3 separate regions of the Homo sapiens genome follow, and all the other regions are linked to region 1. The links are chromatin contacts, found by Hi-C or POLR2A ChIA-PET in ENCODE. All regions are on one chromosome and are shown on one strand. Each heading gives the region's core, a stretch centred on a gene start or an enhancer-like site at or near the end of the contact. The rest is flanking DNA. Distances are from core to core; before and after follow the strand shown. Region 1 holds the start of FOXK2 (forkhead box K2). Region 2 overlaps CSNK1D (casein kinase 1 delta). Region 3 holds the start of FASN (fatty acid synthase).

Region 1 (2,700 bases), core at 29-2,528:
GCAGTTCCCTATCAGGCTGACTTAACACTCTACATGACCTTGTAATAATTCCTAATCAACTGTCTTTTTGTAGAAGTTATGCGAAAAGCATCTAGTTTTCCCTAAATTTTAAGGTTCAGAGCACAGATTGAAAATCCATCATGCTTGAAGCGTCTTCCAATTTGGCCTACTGAAAACACGGCAGGGAAAAAGGAGTCCTTCCTGCTTAAAACACCGCACTCTTGAAACAGCTCACTACTGAAAACGACTGAACAACAACAACAACAAAAGACAACAGACAACCCTTCATCGGTTAAGAGACATAGATTTTAGTTCGGGGCAGTTCCTCCCACCGCACACCGTTTTCACATTTCTGTTCAGCGCGACCTCGCTGCAGAATAGAAACAGCACACGTGAACTCCCCGCACGCACAGAACCCAGAAACCTTGACCCGCGCGCGCAGCCGCCCGCAGCCCCGGCTCCAGGAAGGGGGAAAGACGGGGGGCTGCACCTGCCAGGAAGGGGACCGGGAGGACGGGGGTCGGGGCCAGGGGCTGTCGAGGGTTGGGATCCAGCCGGGGCCTGGGTCCCGCTGGTGGTCCCGGCTGTGGGAGAGTCGGGCCCCCGCTCGTGGGTGGTCCCGGGCCTGGGCGCGTGTCCCGTCCCGTCCTGCCAGGCGCTGCAGGCCGCAGACCCCGCCCGCCCCGCCCCGAGGCCACTCACACGCGCGGCAGCTGCAGCGGCGGCGCCCCGCGCCTCTGGAACACGCCGTCCACGAATACCCCGTTCTTGCCCAAGCAGCGCAGGTAGAAGTCGCCGCCGGCGTCGGGCCTGGGCTGCGCGGGCGGCAGCTCCGGAGCGGCCCCGCCATGGCCGCCGCCGCCCGGGGGCGTGAAGATCTCGAGGTGGCGCCGGGAGATGAAGCTCGAGTGGCCCATGCTCACGTCCACCGAGCCCTGCGACGAGTTGCGGCCGATGGTCACCGAGCGCTTCTTCATCAGATACTCGAACTCGCGGCCCTCCAGGCGCGCCACGGCCCAGCCGCCCGGCGGGGACCCGCCGCCCCCGGCCCCGCCGCCCCCGGCCCCGCCGCCCGCGGGTGGCGTGCCCGCGCCCGAGAGCGCCGCCGCGGCCGCCGCCATGGGCCTGCGTGAGGGCCCCCGGGCCGCTCCGCGCGGGCGCCGGTGGCGCGGGCCGAGGCCCAGGCCGCGCGGGTCGTCGGCCGCCGCGCACCGGAGCTGAGGGAGGGGGCCGAGCGGAGGCCGCCGGCCGGCGAGCGAGCGAGCGGCGGCGAGGGGCGGGAGCACGCGCGGCCGCGCCACCGAGCCGGCACGCCGGGCCCGCCCCTCGCTGACGGACGGTTACGCCGGCCAATGGGGGCGGCGTACGGCAGTGGGGCTACCGAAGCAGGCCAATGGCAAGACACGTCGCACCAAGCTGCCGGCACGTCCGGCGGCGACGCCCGACGCAGTCCCGACTCCGGGCGCCGCGGAAAACCCGGGGCGGACAGTCGGCAGCCCGCGCGGGATCGGGGCTGGCGCGGGGTTGGCGCGGGCGCGGGAGCTCGGGGGTCTGAGCCCGGCCTGGCAGCGCCTTAGGCGCGGCGGGCGGGACCAGGCCCAAGGTCACAGCGGGCGCCAGGCACGCAGCGGCCCCCAACCCGGCGTGGACGCCGGGGTGCGGATAGGCGGCGGCCCGCGAGCCCAGGCCCGGCCGCCGAGCGGCCTTTTCCCCGCGAGGTGCGGGAATATCGCGGAGGGGCCGCGTGCCGCGTGGCCTCAGACCCAGGGGACCCGGTGACACGTTCGTTTTTAACCAGCAGCTCCAGGACTGGATGTCGTTATCTTTCCTGGCTAGCGAGTCATGTCATTGTGTCAAAACTGTCCTGCAAAATACGCAGAAGTTCTGAATCACATTTACTTAACTGTCGTCAGCACACAGTTTAAAAATATACACGAGGCCGGGCGCGGTGGCTCACGCCTGTAAGCCCAGCACTTTGGGAGGCCGAGGCGAGCGGATCACCTGAGGTCAGGAGTTCGAGACCAGCCTAGCCAACATGGTGAAATCCCAGCTCTACTAAAAATACAAAAAAAAAAAAAAAAATAGCCGGGTGTGGTGGTGCACACCTGTAGTCCTAGCTACTCAGGAGGCTGAGGCAGGAGAATTGCTTAAACCTGGGAGGCGGAGGCAGGAGAATTGCTTCAACCTGGGAGGTGGAGGTTGCAGTAAGCCGAGATCGCGTCACTGCACTTCAGTCTGGGCAACAAGAGTGAAACTACGTCTCATATGTATATATATGAACTATATATATGTGAACTATATATATATATATGAACTATATATATATGAACTATATATATATGAACTATATATATGAACTATATACATATATGAACTATATATATATGAACTATATATATATGAACTCTCATGAACGAATAGTTAATATCTTAACCAATCTGATACTAAGTTTTTAAAAAAAGAATTTCGCCACCGTTTAAAAAATTACAAGATCCCATCTAAATCAAGATGATCAATAGTCCAGATGTTCACTAATCAATGAAACTCCTAACATTAAAAAGAAAAAATCCTGTGGCCGGGCGCGGTGGCTCACACCTGTAATCCCAGTGCTTTGGGAAGCCGAGGCGGGTGGATCACAAGGTCAGGAGTTCAAGACCAGCCTGCCCAACATAGTAAAAGCCCGTCTCTACTAAAAATACA
Region 2 (2,700 bases), core at 39-2,538, 280 kb after region 1:
TGTGCGTTTGTATCGCCACTGTATTTGTGTACTTTAACAATCGTGTAAATAATAAATTCATAATGACTTCTACCTTTCTTCCCTCCCCTTTCCATGTGGTCTTTATTTCATCAGCTTGAGAGTTTTCACTGTGTTGAGGTGAACTGTGTGAAAATACTTCTTTGAGATGGCTGTTTGTTCTTTCTCAGCCTGTGGGTGTCTGGGAGCTGGCAGAGCAGGAGAGCTGCCCCCTGGGCCTGCTGCCGGGCAGGGAGGGGTGGCGACTGCTCCTCGCCGTGCTGCCCCCTTGGGCTCTGTTGTGCACACAGAAGTCCACGCACTTTCTGTGTGACGGTTCTGGAGAGTCCCTGCCTTCTCGGGCGGCACCGGCAGCCGCACTCCAGCCGCCTGGGGTGAGCGCATGTCCCTTCCCCCTGCCATAGGGCCGTGGTGCTCAGGGATCCCCCTGTCGCTTGAGCTGTTGAAGCCCAGGAGCTGCCCGATGGCCCTGCACAGGCACAAGGAGATAGGGTTCCTCTTCCCCCCCCCCCCAGAGCACACAGCAGTGGCCCCTATCCAAGGCCTGCGGGGGCTGTCAGGCTGCCAGAGCAGGGAGGTCTGCACCAACTCCTAACCTGTGCTCGTGTGTGGGTGAGCTCAGCCAGGCTAGGCCGCCTCCCCTCCCAGCTCCCCTCCCACCCCCACCTCCACCCAGTACTCTCCACTCCAGGCCACTCCCTTGGCCCCTTGGCCAGGGTCACGCTGCCTAAGAGGAGGATATTTTTGTTTGTAGTGAAAAAGCACAGGGACTTCGGGTCACTTGCCTGGAGGTTGCTCTAAGAACGGTGTAGCTTTCTGAGCCCCACGTTCCGGGGCTGTCCCGCCAACTCTGCCTGTGATGCACTCCTTCCCCAACCGTGGGGATGCCCATGGCCTGGAGCTCTGCCAGCCCCTCCTGCCCAGACTTTGCCTCCTCCCAGGCCCTTCCTCTCAGCCATTCTGGCTGTGCCCTGGGCATCTGAGCTGGCTTCCGGGCCTTCCCTGTCTCCAGCCCGCCTCACGTGGTTCCCTCTTGCTGCCCCAGACTGAGACACCGTGTGGGGCCTCACTGTGGCCGTGGGTGAGGCTCAGCCCCTGCCCCGCTCACCGGCCCCAACCGGAAAACGGCAAGACCCAAGTTCCAGTTCCTGCCTGAGCTTCCCAGGCCTGCAGCTGCCCTCCTGGGGTTCCCTGCCCTGAGAGGGAGCAGGGGCTGCATGTCCTCAAGGCCTGTTCCATCTCATCTGCGGGGGCATGAGCGGACAGAGTTAGAGGGCTTGTTCTCTGAACCTGAGTCTGGCTGGGTCTGTGTCCTCAGGCATGGTTTAGACGCTGAAAAGAGCAGGCCCTCCAGGTACTGGGCAGCGCCTCCCGGGAGCTTCACCATAGACCCCTCGGAAGGCTGAGGGACGGCAGCGTCCGGGGCCACCAAGCCCTTTCTGGGTCCCCTGTGCCTCCCCCGCCACCTCCCCCGGCACAGGCCTTGCACACATCTGTTCCAGGGCTGTTCTCTGGGAAGGCCCAGGCCGGGCGGACACCTCCCTTCTCCCTCTGATCTGGGATCATGTGAAGAAGTCTGTGCGCCCTCTGCCCCCCACCCCCACCCCAAGTAGCAGTGGGTTCTGGACGGACGTGTCTCTGGTCAGGGGATCTTCACAACACGGTAGACCTGAACCACTTTTGGCACTAGAATCTGTCGCCGGGGTTGGGGGATAGCTCTGCAGCCCACGCACCAGACCTCTGCCCCCAGCTTCTTCCCAGTGGGCTCCGGGCTTCCCTTCCCTTCCCCTTCACTCCTGCCTGTCGGGTCAGAGCAGACCCACTGCCCCATGGCTTCCCTCCTTTAAAGGCACCAGCTGAGGGAGGAGGTAGTAGAACTCAGCGCCCACTCACGCCCACCCTGCGGCACAGGGACCCCAGCCCCCACACGTCCTGTGCCCCCAACCAAGCGTGGCTGCCTTCCCACATCTGGACCACTCCTGAATCACTGAGCACGGTCCCTCAGGCATGTCTGTCCGGGAGCAGCACTGCCTGGCTACTTTGTGTTGAGCCTCTGCTGTGTGCTGTGGGTGTGGGGACCAGAGTGGGGCAGACGAGGGGTGACAGTTGAGCTAGAGAGACTGCTTCCTGCCTAGGGGAGGGTGAGGGCCCGAGATACCTGGAAACAGGGTTCCAGGAGCGAGCACCCCTCACCCGGCCCATGACCTCCCTGCCAGTACCTCTGTAAGCCCAGGTCACTCCTGAGGTCAGCAGAACCAGGGACAGCCAGGTCCAGAGGCGGCAACCCCTGGGTGTGAGCAGTCCCCTGGTGGCCCTGATGTGGGGGTGCCAGCGGGGGAAGGCCATGTGTCCTCTGAGGCCCGGGCTGCCTGCTCCCCACCTCCTCGTCTGCTCCCTGCCTCCTCGTCTTTCTCCCTTCAGCTGCTGGGTGGGACTGGTGGACTCTGCCGAGACACATGGGCCTAGCTGTGCAGAGTCTGACCTTGATCCCTGCAACTGCTGGCACTGCCCGCCAGCCTGAGCCCTGCTAGAGGCCTCCACAGCCCTGAGGCTGCAGGCAGGAGCCTGGGCTGCAAGAGCTCAAGCCCAGCTGGCGCAAGGCCAGGGGCAGATGGGGACAGCTGGACCTGAGATGTGCACTTTTCGCTTGCTTTTCATTGCAGAGGAGCAGGGACATGGCAT
Region 3 (2,700 bases), core at 177-2,676, 420 kb after region 1:
CTTCCCTTGTCCTTCCTTGACCCTCGGTCCCACCGTGCGTCAACCACAGCCCCAGAAGGGAAAAGACGCGGAGTGGCCGCCTGACCCTCAGGCCTGCTCTCAGGAGAGGAAGGAAGCGGGACACCTGCAGAGGGGCCGGGGGCCCCAGTCTCCGGTTCCCCTTCAGCGGCCCGGGCTTGCTGAGCCCTCAAAGTAGGACACGCAGCCAGAGACACCTGTGGCCTCACAAGGCCCGCTTGCCCCCCATGGGGTGCCTGGCCCCGCAAGCGCGAAGCGGTCAGAAAAGGGAGGCCGCGCTTCAGGGCTCAGGCCGCCCAAGGGGCCACGATTCGAGGAATCACTCGGGAGGGAGGGAGCGCGCGAGGGCCGGGCTGAGCCCCCGCCCGTGGGTGCGCGCCTGGAAAACTCGCAGCCTCCGCCCTGGGAAGTGGGGCAGCGGCTCCCTTTGTCCGCACCACACCAGGTGGGTGTCCCGGCCGACTCCGCTCGCCACGTGGCCGCGCCCCTCCCCTCCGCCGAGCTCCAGCGGCCTGGAGTGCGCTCGCCCGTTCGGCCCTGCGCCTCGTCCGGGTCCCCGGGAAGCTGCTAAGGAGGGGCCGTCGGGTGGGTGGACGTCCGTCTCGGGTCTGGGTTCCCCGCCGCACCCGCGAGGAAAACCGGGGATGCGCTGCGATGACCGGCAGTAACCCCGGCCGGGGCGCCCGCGGCCGGGGTCAACGCCCGCACTTGCGCCGCGGCCCGCGAGGCATCCGGGACCGCCCCGCCGCCCGCCCATCACCCTATCGCCTAGCAACGCCCACCCGCGCGCCGCCATTGGGCCGGTGCGAACACCCCTGGCGCCCGATTGGTTGCTGCTGCCGCCGCGCCGCGCAACGCCGCGCCCTCAGCCAGCTCCGCGCGGGCAGCGACGGCGGCGTGGAGTCGGCGGCCGAAGTGCGGGCACGCGGGTCCGTCCGTCCTTCCGCGCGCCTGTGGGTCCGAGCGCCCCGCCGCAGCCGGCTGGACCCCCGGTGTGGCCACGGGGTAGTCCCCAGTGTGGCCCAAGCATTCCCATCCCGCACACGTGGCCCCGGCGGACACGGGGGTCGGGGATGGCTCGGGAGGCGCGCCGCGGGCTCGGTCGCAGCCGCGTGCGCGTCGGGGCCCGCGGGGCGGGAGGCGGAAGTCGGGGGGCGGTGGTTTCCCGCCCGCCCCGCCCCCGGCGCTCCTCAGTCCCAGCCCCACCCCCCCAGGCGCGTTCCCGCGCAGGGTCCCGGCTCGGGCGGCGGCGCGCACGAGCATCACCCCACCGGCGGCGGCGCGCCGGGTCCCGGGGCGCAGCCCCGACGCTCATTGGCCTGGGCGGCGCAGCCAAGCTGTCAGCCCATGTGGCGTGGCCGCCCGGGGATGGCCGCGGTTTAAATAGCGTCGGCGCCGGCCTAGAGGGAGCCAGAGAGACGGCAGCGGCCCCGGCCTCCCTCTCCGCCGCGCTTCAGCCTCCCGCTCCGCCGCGCTCCAGCCTCGCTCTCCGCCGCCCGCACCGCCGCCCGCGCCCTCACCAGGTACGAGCAGCCGGCGCTGGGGCCGGGGCGCGGGTCGTGGTCGGGGCTGGGCCCGGGGTTCCCGGGGTGGCCCGGCTCCTCATCCTCCGCTCTCGGGGCGCGCGTGGCCCGGCCCCGTATCCAGGGGTCGCCTGGGCGGCCTGTCCGGGTCTCGGTGTTCGTGCCCCTTCGGAGGCGCCCGGGGCCCCGCGGAGTAGGTGGGCGGATGGCGGGGGAAGGACGCCGGGGAAAGCCACCAACAGCCGCCTTCGCTTCCCGTGGGGGAGGCCGCGGACCCTGAAGGGCCTGGAGGAGCCCCCGGCTCGGCCTCCCCGCGCCCACAAAGGCGCCGCCGCATCCTCCTCCCGGAGCCGCCCCGGAGCCGAGGCCCAGCCCGAAGGGGACGCCGCGAGGGAGGAACGGGGGGGCGCAGGGGCCGCGCCGGGACCGGCCTCCCCATCACGTGGCGCAGCCCGGCCGAAGCGCAGGGGTCCCGAGCAGCCCCCGCCCGGGGCGAAGGGAGGCCGGGCGCGCCGCGGTGTTCCCACCCCCTGCCTGGCCGTCGACCCCGCGTGAATAGCAAGCGGCGAGGACCCAGCGTGCGGGCCTGGAGCTGGCCCGGGGCAGCCAAGCCTCTGTGAATCGCAGCGGGTGGGAAGGCGGCCGCCTCCCTGCCGGGACGGCCCAAGGGAGGCCGCACTGCCGAGGGGCGGCGCGCGTATCAGGCCCTGGGGCCTCGTGCAAGTGGCCAGACCAGCGCTGGCCTCCGCCCCCTCCCCCCAGGGCCGCACCAGCCCTCATGCTGGAGGAGGAGCCGGCGGCCTGGGCACCCGTTCCGGGTCTTAGGGACCTGGGCTCCAGGGAGGGCCTCCTGTGGTGTGTGGGTTGGTATGGGGAGGCAAGCGTCTGTGGGTTCACCCGCGCAGGTGAAGGGTGCCAGGCAACACCTGCGTGTCCTGGCCAGGAGTGGTTCTCCAGGTTGGACCCTGCTGGAGGGGTTGGACTGGCTGGGTCGGTCCACAGTGGGGCAGGGGCCACCTTTCCCCCAGAGCATAGGCTATCCCCATTTCGTCCCTCCCCAGCCCTGGTGGCTCTTGGGCTGGCCTGGACAGCGGGCCCCCACCCCAACACGGGTGAGCATGGGTGCTGAGTACCCCCCTCTAGGGCTCCCAGCCACCTC

What was found. A loop is a pair of places that touch in the nucleus more often than their neighbours do. ChIA-PET counts read pairs that join two places held with the same protein, here RNA polymerase II (POLR2A). Pooled maps may share reads with other maps.
Region 2: POLR2A ChIA-PET joins it to region 1 with 16 read pairs in A673. The contact joins the enhancer-like site here to the promoter of FOXK2 in region 1. POLR2A ChIA-PET finds 5 or more read pairs at or near these places in 4 of 52 experiments (A673, T-cell, activated CD4-positive, alpha-beta T cell and 1 more).
Region 3: a pooled map shows a loop between it and region 1 (16-fold over the local background). The contact joins the promoter of FASN here to the promoter of FOXK2 in region 1. A Hi-C loop is called at or near these places in 5 of 50 pooled maps. POLR2A ChIA-PET finds 5 or more read pairs at or near these places in 4 of 52 experiments (A549, A673, activated B cell and 1 more).

The regions. Positions count from the first base shown.
Region 1 is chr17:82,518,310-82,521,009 of GRCh38, reverse strand. FOXK2 (forkhead box K2) reads right to left here and starts at 1,278. Exons shown (of 9, transcript NM_004514.4): 1 at 703-1,278. The coding sequence starts at 1,121. RefSeq lists silencers at 439-488, 569-748, 1,199-1,858.
Region 2 is chr17:82,240,044-82,242,743 of GRCh38, reverse strand. It overlaps CSNK1D (casein kinase 1 delta), which reads left to right. Exons shown (of 9, transcript NM_001893.6): 9 at 1-77. It overlaps SLC16A3 (solute carrier family 16 member 3), which reads right to left. Exons shown (of 5, transcript NM_004207.4): 5 at 2,658-2,700. Among named protein-coding and RNA genes, the nearest start is that of MIR6787, 4.7 kb to the right of the region's middle. Within about 2 kb of position 1,288, at least 34 of the 41 ENCODE cell types and tissues checked have a DNase peak (open chromatin) inside an H3K27ac peak, as active enhancers do.
Region 3 is chr17:82,096,962-82,099,661 of GRCh38, reverse strand. FASN (fatty acid synthase) reads left to right here and starts at 1,426. Exons shown (of 43, transcript NM_004104.5): 1 at 1,426-1,541. RefSeq lists silencers at 254-1,733, 1,804-1,993, 2,014-2,223, 2,284-2,333 and an enhancer at 2,202-2,700.